2 separate regions of the Mus musculus genome follow, and region 1 is linked to region 2. The links are chromatin contacts, found by Hi-C or POLR2A ChIA-PET in ENCODE. All regions are on one chromosome and are shown on one strand. The core of a region is the stretch at or near the end of the contact, and the rest is flanking DNA. Distances in the headings are between cores, read along the strand shown.

Evidence for each region. Hi-C counts contacts between places; a loop is a spot of excess contacts on that map. ChIA-PET counts read pairs that join two places held with the same protein, here RNA polymerase II (POLR2A).
Region 1: a loop to region 2 is called in a map of left cerebral cortex, with 7 times the contacts of the local background. The contact joins the promoter of Slc25a4 here to the promoter of Cfap97 in region 2. A Hi-C loop is called at or near these places in 2 of 37 maps with a recorded cell type or tissue (both left cerebral cortex). POLR2A ChIA-PET finds 5 or more read pairs at or near these places in 4 of 5 experiments (Patski and embryonic stem cell).

Annotation. Positions count from the first base shown.
Region 1 is chr8:46,208,627-46,212,787 of GRCm38, reverse strand. Slc25a4 (solute carrier family 25 (mitochondrial carrier, adenine nucleotide translocator), member 4) reads left to right here and starts at 1,726. Exons shown (of 4, transcript NM_007450.5): 1 at 1,726-1,976; 2 at 3,280-3,766. The coding sequence starts at 1,866.
Region 2 is chr8:46,161,107-46,165,200 of GRCm38, reverse strand. It overlaps Cfap97 (cilia and flagella associated protein 97), which reads right to left and starts at 1,550. Exons shown (of 5, transcript NM_025747.4): 1 at 1,452-1,550.

The DNA of each region.
Region 1 (4,161 bases), core at 477-2,976, 47 kb before region 2:
TCCCAATATTTATAGAGCCAAATGGAGTAGACACACAATTATAATTATGACTAATATAGAAATTTTATTGTCCATGGAAATTGCTGTGTGAAACTGTGATGGACAACCCTGAACTTAAAGGTCCTTGGAGGTGGCTCAAGGTGCTACTTGCGTTTCCTTTAGAGGCCACACTTCCTGGTACACAGTGATTGCTCAGTTGGTATCTGGTGAAGGAACACAGAGATGCCTTTTATGTTTGTCTATGCGTGTGTCTTCTTTGACCTCCAGCAACATGGTAACGGGTCCCAGCCTTGTTTCTCCCAACTGCAAATAAATACATCACCTATGTGCTCCTGGCATCCCGCCAGTGACCTCTGCTCTAGTAAGTCTTTAGGCTCTGAGCGACACACAGGTGCAGCTCAGTCAGCACCTAACATGAAATATGCATAGATCAGCAAACTTTTAAAAAGATGAACTGCCTTGACCGATGTCCAAACGAAGGTTAGCAAATGTGGGAAAAGAACAGAGTAAGGGGCTTGAAGTTAAACGAAGAAAAGAAAAGAACAACAAAAAAACCCTAATAGCACTCATTCTTGTGGAAGGGGCAGCAGTATGGAAAATATGCACAGTTATATTTGAACTGCCTTAAATGAGGTGAGGGTAACGAAATCTCACATCCATGTATTAAAAACAAAAAACAACAACAACAACAACAAAAAAAAACTGCAATCACTTTCCTGGGATTAGACAGTGCCTCGGCCCCCCTCCCCCAACCTCAAGCTGTCTGTTATAGAGTCAGACACAGCCAAGGAGTCGACCTTCCCAAAAGTCTGAGGACTCTGATCCTTAAGAAGCCGCCAGCCAACTGGAACCATCCTGCACGAAATACGGTTGAGATTCCATTAAGAGCTGAGCACGCATTCAAGCCCTTTAGAGGTCTGTCCACGAGAGAATCCCAAGAGCTGAGAGAGACTAGGAGCTAATAAAGGAGAGTCTTTTCCTTAGGAGTCCTCGGCCTGTGTGTCAGTGTGACAGGCCGAGTTAACAGAAAAGCCACACATCCACATTCACTGCCAAACTGAGAATCCACCTAGCGCCGCTGCATTCTGCTTTTTTTCTTTTTCCCTGATGGCGCAGAGTGCCCGGTGCATACATATTTTCTATTGACTGAATGGTTCAAGGATTGAATGGAGAGAAGTCGGAGACAGGAGCTTGCCCTCTACTATGAGGCAATAATGGCATTAAAAAGATGTTAGTATGTATTTGGGAGGAGTATGATTTATTTGCAGAAACGCAGAGTTCTGCAGAGGCCCGAATCCAGGCAGGGAGCTCTAGTTGGAAACGCCCTGACAACGGGAAGGGGTGGAAGCCTGAAACCTTCTTGGCCAAAAGCACCGTGGTGCAAGATCGAGGTCAAAAAGAGCTTCCCTTGAAGCATCAAGGGGCCCCCTCTCTGTCCCCAGGTCGTCCCCAGGCTAAACCCTCGTGAGCTATAAATACAACGGTCCACATGCAGCAGAGACACGGTGTTCCCTCGGCTCGCTGGGACAGATAGCATGAATTTGCCCTTTAAACGTCCCAAGCTGCAGGCACAGCCCCCAACCCACCCCTAGCTCCCGGAAGCGTCTTCGCCCCCAATGCCCTCTGCAAAGGAGGGGGATGGAGAGGGGCTGTCCAGGGACCAGCCCAGCCAATGCGCGCTGCGCGCTCGCCGGGGTCCCTCCTCCTCTCGCGAGACGCCGAGCCGGGGATATAAGGAGGGCTGCGGTCAGGCGGGCGGTCCCTTCGCGTCGTGCAGGGACGGATTCGGGGTGGCGGTGCCTGGCCGGGCGTAGGCAAGAGCAAACGAGCGGCTCCTTGCAGGCTGTGTGCGCCCGGCTTTCAGCATGGGGGATCAGGCTTTGAGCTTTCTTAAGGACTTCCTGGCAGGTGGCATCGCCGCCGCCGTCTCCAAGACGGCGGTCGCCCCGATCGAGAGGGTCAAACTGCTGCTGCAGGTCAGGACGGCTGGGGGCGCGAGCGGGGCGCGGCAGGGCGCTGGGGGGATGCGGGGCGGGGCGCGCGCGTCAGGGCGCAGGGATGCGGGCGGGGCGCGGGGATGCTGCGGCGCGGGCGCGCGCGACGCTGCGGAAAAATCTGTGCTAGGCCGCAAGCCCGGGGCCTAGGCGAAGGGGAAGGTGCCCTCTACGCAGATACAGGTCCAGCGTCAGTGGCAGATTCCTGGTGTCGGGTGGCGCCCGCGTTGGGGTGTCTATATATGGAAACCCACCCCGAAGCTGGTCTACCTCGAGCCAGATCCTGTGCCCGGTACAGCAAGCGACATTCCATCTAAGGCCTCTTAGGCGGGCCTCACCCTTTGGCCACATCCTCTGCACCTTCTTATCTGCATCCACCCTTGACAATTGAAGCATCAGATTAATCATTGACTGGGGTTCGCTCTATGTCGCGTGCGCTGCGCTATAACTTGACATTGATTTCATTCATCTTTCCTATAACCTCTGCAAGATAGGAATCGTCCTTGGCCCGTATTCACAGATGGAGACACTGAGGCAGAAATCCAGAAGTAATATTCAGGATAAATTCAGACCGCCTTGGCCATCTTGTCCCCATATAATTTTCTCCCCGGTCATTGAAGGGGCCTGCCATCATCATCTGATCCATCTCAAAGGCAAACGCTGTTCAATGGGGAAGAGCCGTTTGGGCATTTAAACATAACACAAAATGCTCCAACAGATTGGCCACGGCAGTAGTAACTCACTAATCACTTGAATTATCTGCTTGAAAATTTTCAGACACCTACTGTTAAGACAACCTTGTCTCGGGGGACATTCGAGTAAAGCAGGGACATTGTCATCTGCTCACCATGTTAAGAGCCCTTGAGGGAGGGATCTTTATTGCCATTCCCCATAAGCCTGCAGGGAATTTCGCTCAAATGTCCTTATAATGTCGAGAAATTGGACTGCTTTTTAGCTTAGTCAAGTAACTAACATTTATTGGTATGTTCTTGGTAACTGATTTCCTGATACATTAAAAAACAATTGGAATTCTCCCTTGTCACTTGAAAGTGAAAGATGGGCGAGGAACCCTGGGCATAGCAGTGCACATTTATAATCCCAGCATTTGGGAGGCAACACAGGATGATTTTTTAGTTCCAGGCTAGCCTGGGCTATATAGGATGACCCTATCCTTTCAAAACAAAAATAAGAAAAACTGAGGAAATACAAATCCTTTTTCCCCCTCTGTCTTCCCTTCTCTCTGCCTGTCCTCTGCCACCCCTTCCTCCCTCCCACCCCAAACTAGGTCCAGCATGCCAGCAAACAGATCAGTGCAGAGAAGCAGTACAAAGGCATCATTGATTGTGTCGTGAGAATCCCCAAGGAGCAGGGCTTTCTCTCTTTCTGGAGGGGTAACCTGGCCAACGTGATCCGGTACTTCCCCACTCAAGCCCTGAACTTCGCCTTCAAAGACAAGTACAAGCAGATCTTCCTGGGAGGCGTGGATCGCCATAAGCAGTTCTGGCGCTACTTTGCTGGTAACCTGGCCTCTGGTGGGGCAGCTGGGGCCACCTCCCTCTGCTTCGTCTACCCGCTGGACTTTGCTAGGACCAGGCTGGCTGCCGACGTGGGCAAGGGATCTTCCCAGCGAGAATTCAATGGGCTGGGCGACTGTCTCACCAAGATCTTCAAGTCGGACGGCCTGAAGGGTCTCTACCAGGGTTTCAGTGTCTCTGTCCAGGGCATCATCATCTACAGAGCTGCCTACTTCGGAGTCTATGACACTGCCAAGGGTGAGAGGGGGGCTTTGGGGTGGAAGGTGTGGGGAGGGGGTTATGGAGAGAGGATTCTGTGTGATCTACCCTTCCATGATGACCTTTGTGTGTTAGTTGCCTTTCCTACCTCTGAGCTAACCTGAGTTCTGAGGAGGTAATGTGATGTGGTTTGGATAAGTTAGTAGGTAAAGGAGCCTCTGTCTCCCGTACTGGTAAATACTGTGGCTTTGAGCTACTCAGGAGGCAAAGCCTCCCTCTAACCCAACACAGCTGCTAGTCTCTCAGCTGAACTAGAAGCAAGCTCTGTGTCAATAGAGCTGTAGCTTCTTTGGATTAAGGGAAAGCGGCAGCCAACTTTGCCTGGTTGCATGTAAGGGGGCCTCGGGGGAGGAGCTGGTTCTTGTGGAAGGGCA
Region 2 (4,094 bases), core at 301-2,800:
TCTCAAAAGAGACGGTGAATGGCACCGGATGAAGGACACAGGAAATTGTACTGTGGTCTTCCACACTGATGCTGTCTCGTCTAATTAGTTTCTAGGGGTCCAAGAGCAGAACGGGAAGAGATTTGTCTAAAACTTTGCCTACGGGAGTCTCCTCACGAGACTGGCTAGCGTTGGACCCCTTATAGCGTGTGCTTATAAATCAACTACTAGTGAAGCCAAATTAAGAGGATCACCTGAGCTCTGGAGAAAGATGGAGAGAGGAGAGGATGGGGCGAGGAGGAGGTGGAGGTATAGCCACTCTTACCAGACTGGGCGCTCCAGAGGTCTTTCTTGTTCACCTTTATACATCCAGTGTCTAGAAAAAGACCTACAACAGTTGGGTTTATCCCACAAAGAGGTCTGGAGATTTAAGGCTCAGCCCAGGTTCTTACTCTGCCTCCTATGTAAACAGAATAAAACCATCATGTTTCCAGCGTATTTTGATAATGTCCCTCTCTCCGCTGGAGAGGTGGCCCACTGCCTAGTGTATGTCAAATTTCTGGTGTTTATAGTCAGAATTTCTATTGGGCAAGAGTGGCTGTACACACACAAACTTAAGTTCCAGGAAAACTTAGCGGACGATCTCCCTCATTAACGATTCTTTTGCCAAAATTTACATCAAGGTTGCTTCTAATTCAACTTACATTCGGGAATAGGCAAGAAAAATTGTAGCTTTATAGGATCGTTAAGATTATCTTACAACACACGGGAGAAGGATAAAAATCAAAGGATGGTTCATGAGACTCTAACAACCCTCTGGTGGATCGAGCCAGGTTGCTGTCAAAGCTACCTGGAAGTTACTTGGAGAGTGATGTTTTAGCTTATGCAGAACTAGCAGTAGAAATAACAGCGCTTTCCCAATACACCAGAAAGAATACTCGAATAACCTGTCATTAAAAACGGCATTTTGTACATTTGAGATAAGTCCTTATCTGTCGATATGGACACAATAGGGCACCAAATTAAGCATACAAAAATCTTGGCTCAAACTGAACACCTGGTTTTCAGGAGTCTGGGGCTTCTTCCAGGACCCCAGTCGGTTGCCTCTTCACACTCAGTGCCTCAGAGCTGTGGGTTCGGGTTCAAGCGCCCGGAGAGGGGCAGCCGTGGGCTCGGACCCCGACTCCACGCCTCCTCTCGCGTCCTGCGGGCCGGGCTATCGTTTTTTTTTTTTTTTTTTTTTTTTTAATAGCGGTTACCACGTCGCTCGCCCTGCGGGCTAGCGAGGCCGAGGTGGCGGCGCCTAGGGCTGAGGACAGCCTGTGTCCCCCCCACCGTGGAGGCTCGGCGGTACCCACCCCGGGTGCTCGCCTCCGTCGGGCACTGAACCGGGGAAACGGACCCCGAACGCAGGGGAGGGCCGTCTCGCCCGCTGGAGACCGACCGGATGCGGAAGCCCGAGCGCCGCTCACCTGCGAACTGTGGCCGCCACGGACTCTTGCGCCCCGCGGAGCGTTCGGGTTCTCGCTCGCTCTGCGCACGCGCAGCCACACCTCCACCGTTCTCCCTCCCCCGCGGTAGAAGCTAACGGAGACCGGCGCACGCCTGAGCGCGGGCGGAAGCTCCGGGGGTTGGACTCAGCGGAAGGGGAAAGGCGGGGCGAGCGCGGAGCCGAGTCTCTGCCGGCGAGGGTGAGGGCTGCGCTCCTGTCGTCCGTAGTTCCGGGAGACCCGGTCAAAGTGATCAGGCCGGCGCTGCAGGGGCGACAGCTTCTCGGCAGGACCTCGCGAGGTCTCGGAGGCTCATGGAAAGGAGGCCACCAAGGCCTCCCTGTTGTCCAGGGCATCACCTGCTCGCCTACCCACGACGCTGCGGTAGGTCTAGACGTCCGGGATGGTTTCCTAAAAAGACGCTGTAATCTTGTAATTCTGTAACAAGATGACAATAATAAAAATGGAGGACGACTGTGTGTTTTGTTCGATTTTATTTCAGCAAAACGCTGTTTACACGAACCAGTCCTGGTGGCGGATGCCATTGGTCTCAGCACTTGGGAGTAGAGGGAGAGGAATCCCTGTGTTCTACATAGTGACTTCCAGGCCAGCCAGGGCTATATCGTGAGGCCCGTGTCAAAGGAGGAAAAAATTTCAAATTCAAGCATAGTTAATATGCACCGGGGCAGGTAACCCATAAAGGATGGCCCTTCTGATGGTGAAGGTCCACTTTAAGCAATATAAAAAATGATCTCTATAGACGGTTGAGTGCCTTAATTTCTTGTTGACACATCTAAGGGTCAGGAATGGCAGTACACTCCTGATCTCTATCCTCTAATCACCAGAGTACACGAATATGTTACTTTATCTGGCACAAGAATTTAGCTGATGCAATTAAATTTACATTATCCAGGAGCTCATTGTGTAATCAGCCACTATAAATCCCTATAAAAGGGAGAGGCAAAAGCTTCCAAGCCAGTTAGTTGTAGGAGCTGGGACACAAAATAGTTGAGTGATGTGTGGAAGAGTCAATGAGCCAAAGAATGCATGCATCTCTGGAAGACTGAAAAGAGGGGAGAAGTGGCTTCTACCCCGAAAGAACTCAAATATGCCTGGATTTTAGATTTCTGACCTCCACAGCTCCCTAATCCAAATCAATGAGTTGTTTTATACATCTAACTTTGTAGTAATTTGTTACAGCCATAATAAGTTCTCAGCACTTAAATAAAGGTACTAAGGAAGCAAGCACAAACTTAACATTATATCCTAGGGACTACGAGTGTATTGTTTGTCAGAGCCATGACAGAATAGCTAACACAGTGAGGAAAGATGTGTTGACTCACATTTTGAGAGGGTTCAGTCCTTCATGGCACTACAGAGCAGCAGTTTGTGGAATTATAAGACTGGAGAATCTGGCCTACAGGAAGAGGCCAGGGCAAGGTATAATGCTAGAGATACCTCTAGTGACCTTCTTCCACCTAGGCGCCACCTCCTCCCTATCACCACCTGCTAATAATGCCAGCATATTATGAATCCATCAAGGGTCACTTCATTGATGAGATCAGAGCCCACATGATGTCTCTGGAAATGCCCTCCAGACACACCCAGAGGTGAGCTTCACTAAGTGTCTAGGTGTCTAATCGTGTGTGTGTGTGTGTGTGTGTGTGTGTGATCACAACCACAGCCATCAGACTCAAGAAAGGACTCTTATTTTGAACAATATATTTTATATTTTTGGGGTCCTGATTATTAACAAAGAGAAACTTTTTTTCTTCATTTTGTTGGCTCAAAGACAGTATTTCACTTAATTTTTAACTAATGAAAAAATATTCTGTCAGGGTAGATATAAAGTGTTTGAGTAGACATTTCTCCAAAGAAGATACAAATAGCCAACAACACAAGAAAACACAGGGACTTCACTAAAAATGATTTGAACGAAAATAACCTCTATATGCATGTATTTGAATACTTGGTCCTCAGTTGGTGGAACTGTTTGGGAAGGAGTAAGGTGTGCCTTGTTGGAAGTGTGGCACTAGGGGTGAGCTTTGGCAAAGATCTCAAAAGCCTTCTACTGCTCTGCCTCCTGCTTTTGGATTAAGAAGGGAGTTGTCATCTGTCCCTGCTGCCATGCCATGCCTTTGCACTGCTATCATGGACTCTGACCCTCTGAAACTGGGAACCCAACTAATTGCTCTATTTTATAAGTTGCCTTGGTCACGTTGCTTTGACACAGCAATAAAAAAGTCGCTTAAGACACTACCCATTAAGGAACTGCATATCAAAATCTGTGAAGGCCTTTGAGATGATCGTGTCTGGTAGGTAAATGTGCTTGCCAGATGACTAGAATTAGATCCCAGAACACAAGAAAACATTCAAGGCCACGGAGACAGCACAACTGGTACAAAGTAATTCCAAAGGCAACCTGACAACCTGAATAGAACTTCTAGATTCCACAGTGGAAGTAAAAAACTGGCTACAACCTCACAACTTTTCTATGACACACCTGTGCTCACAAAGTTACCCTAGAACCACAGCTTCACTGTGGTACTTTGCTCTGTACCTGCACACCAAGCATACAAAGTCAGACAATGAGGTTCATTTTAGCCCCACTTGGAGAGTTACCAT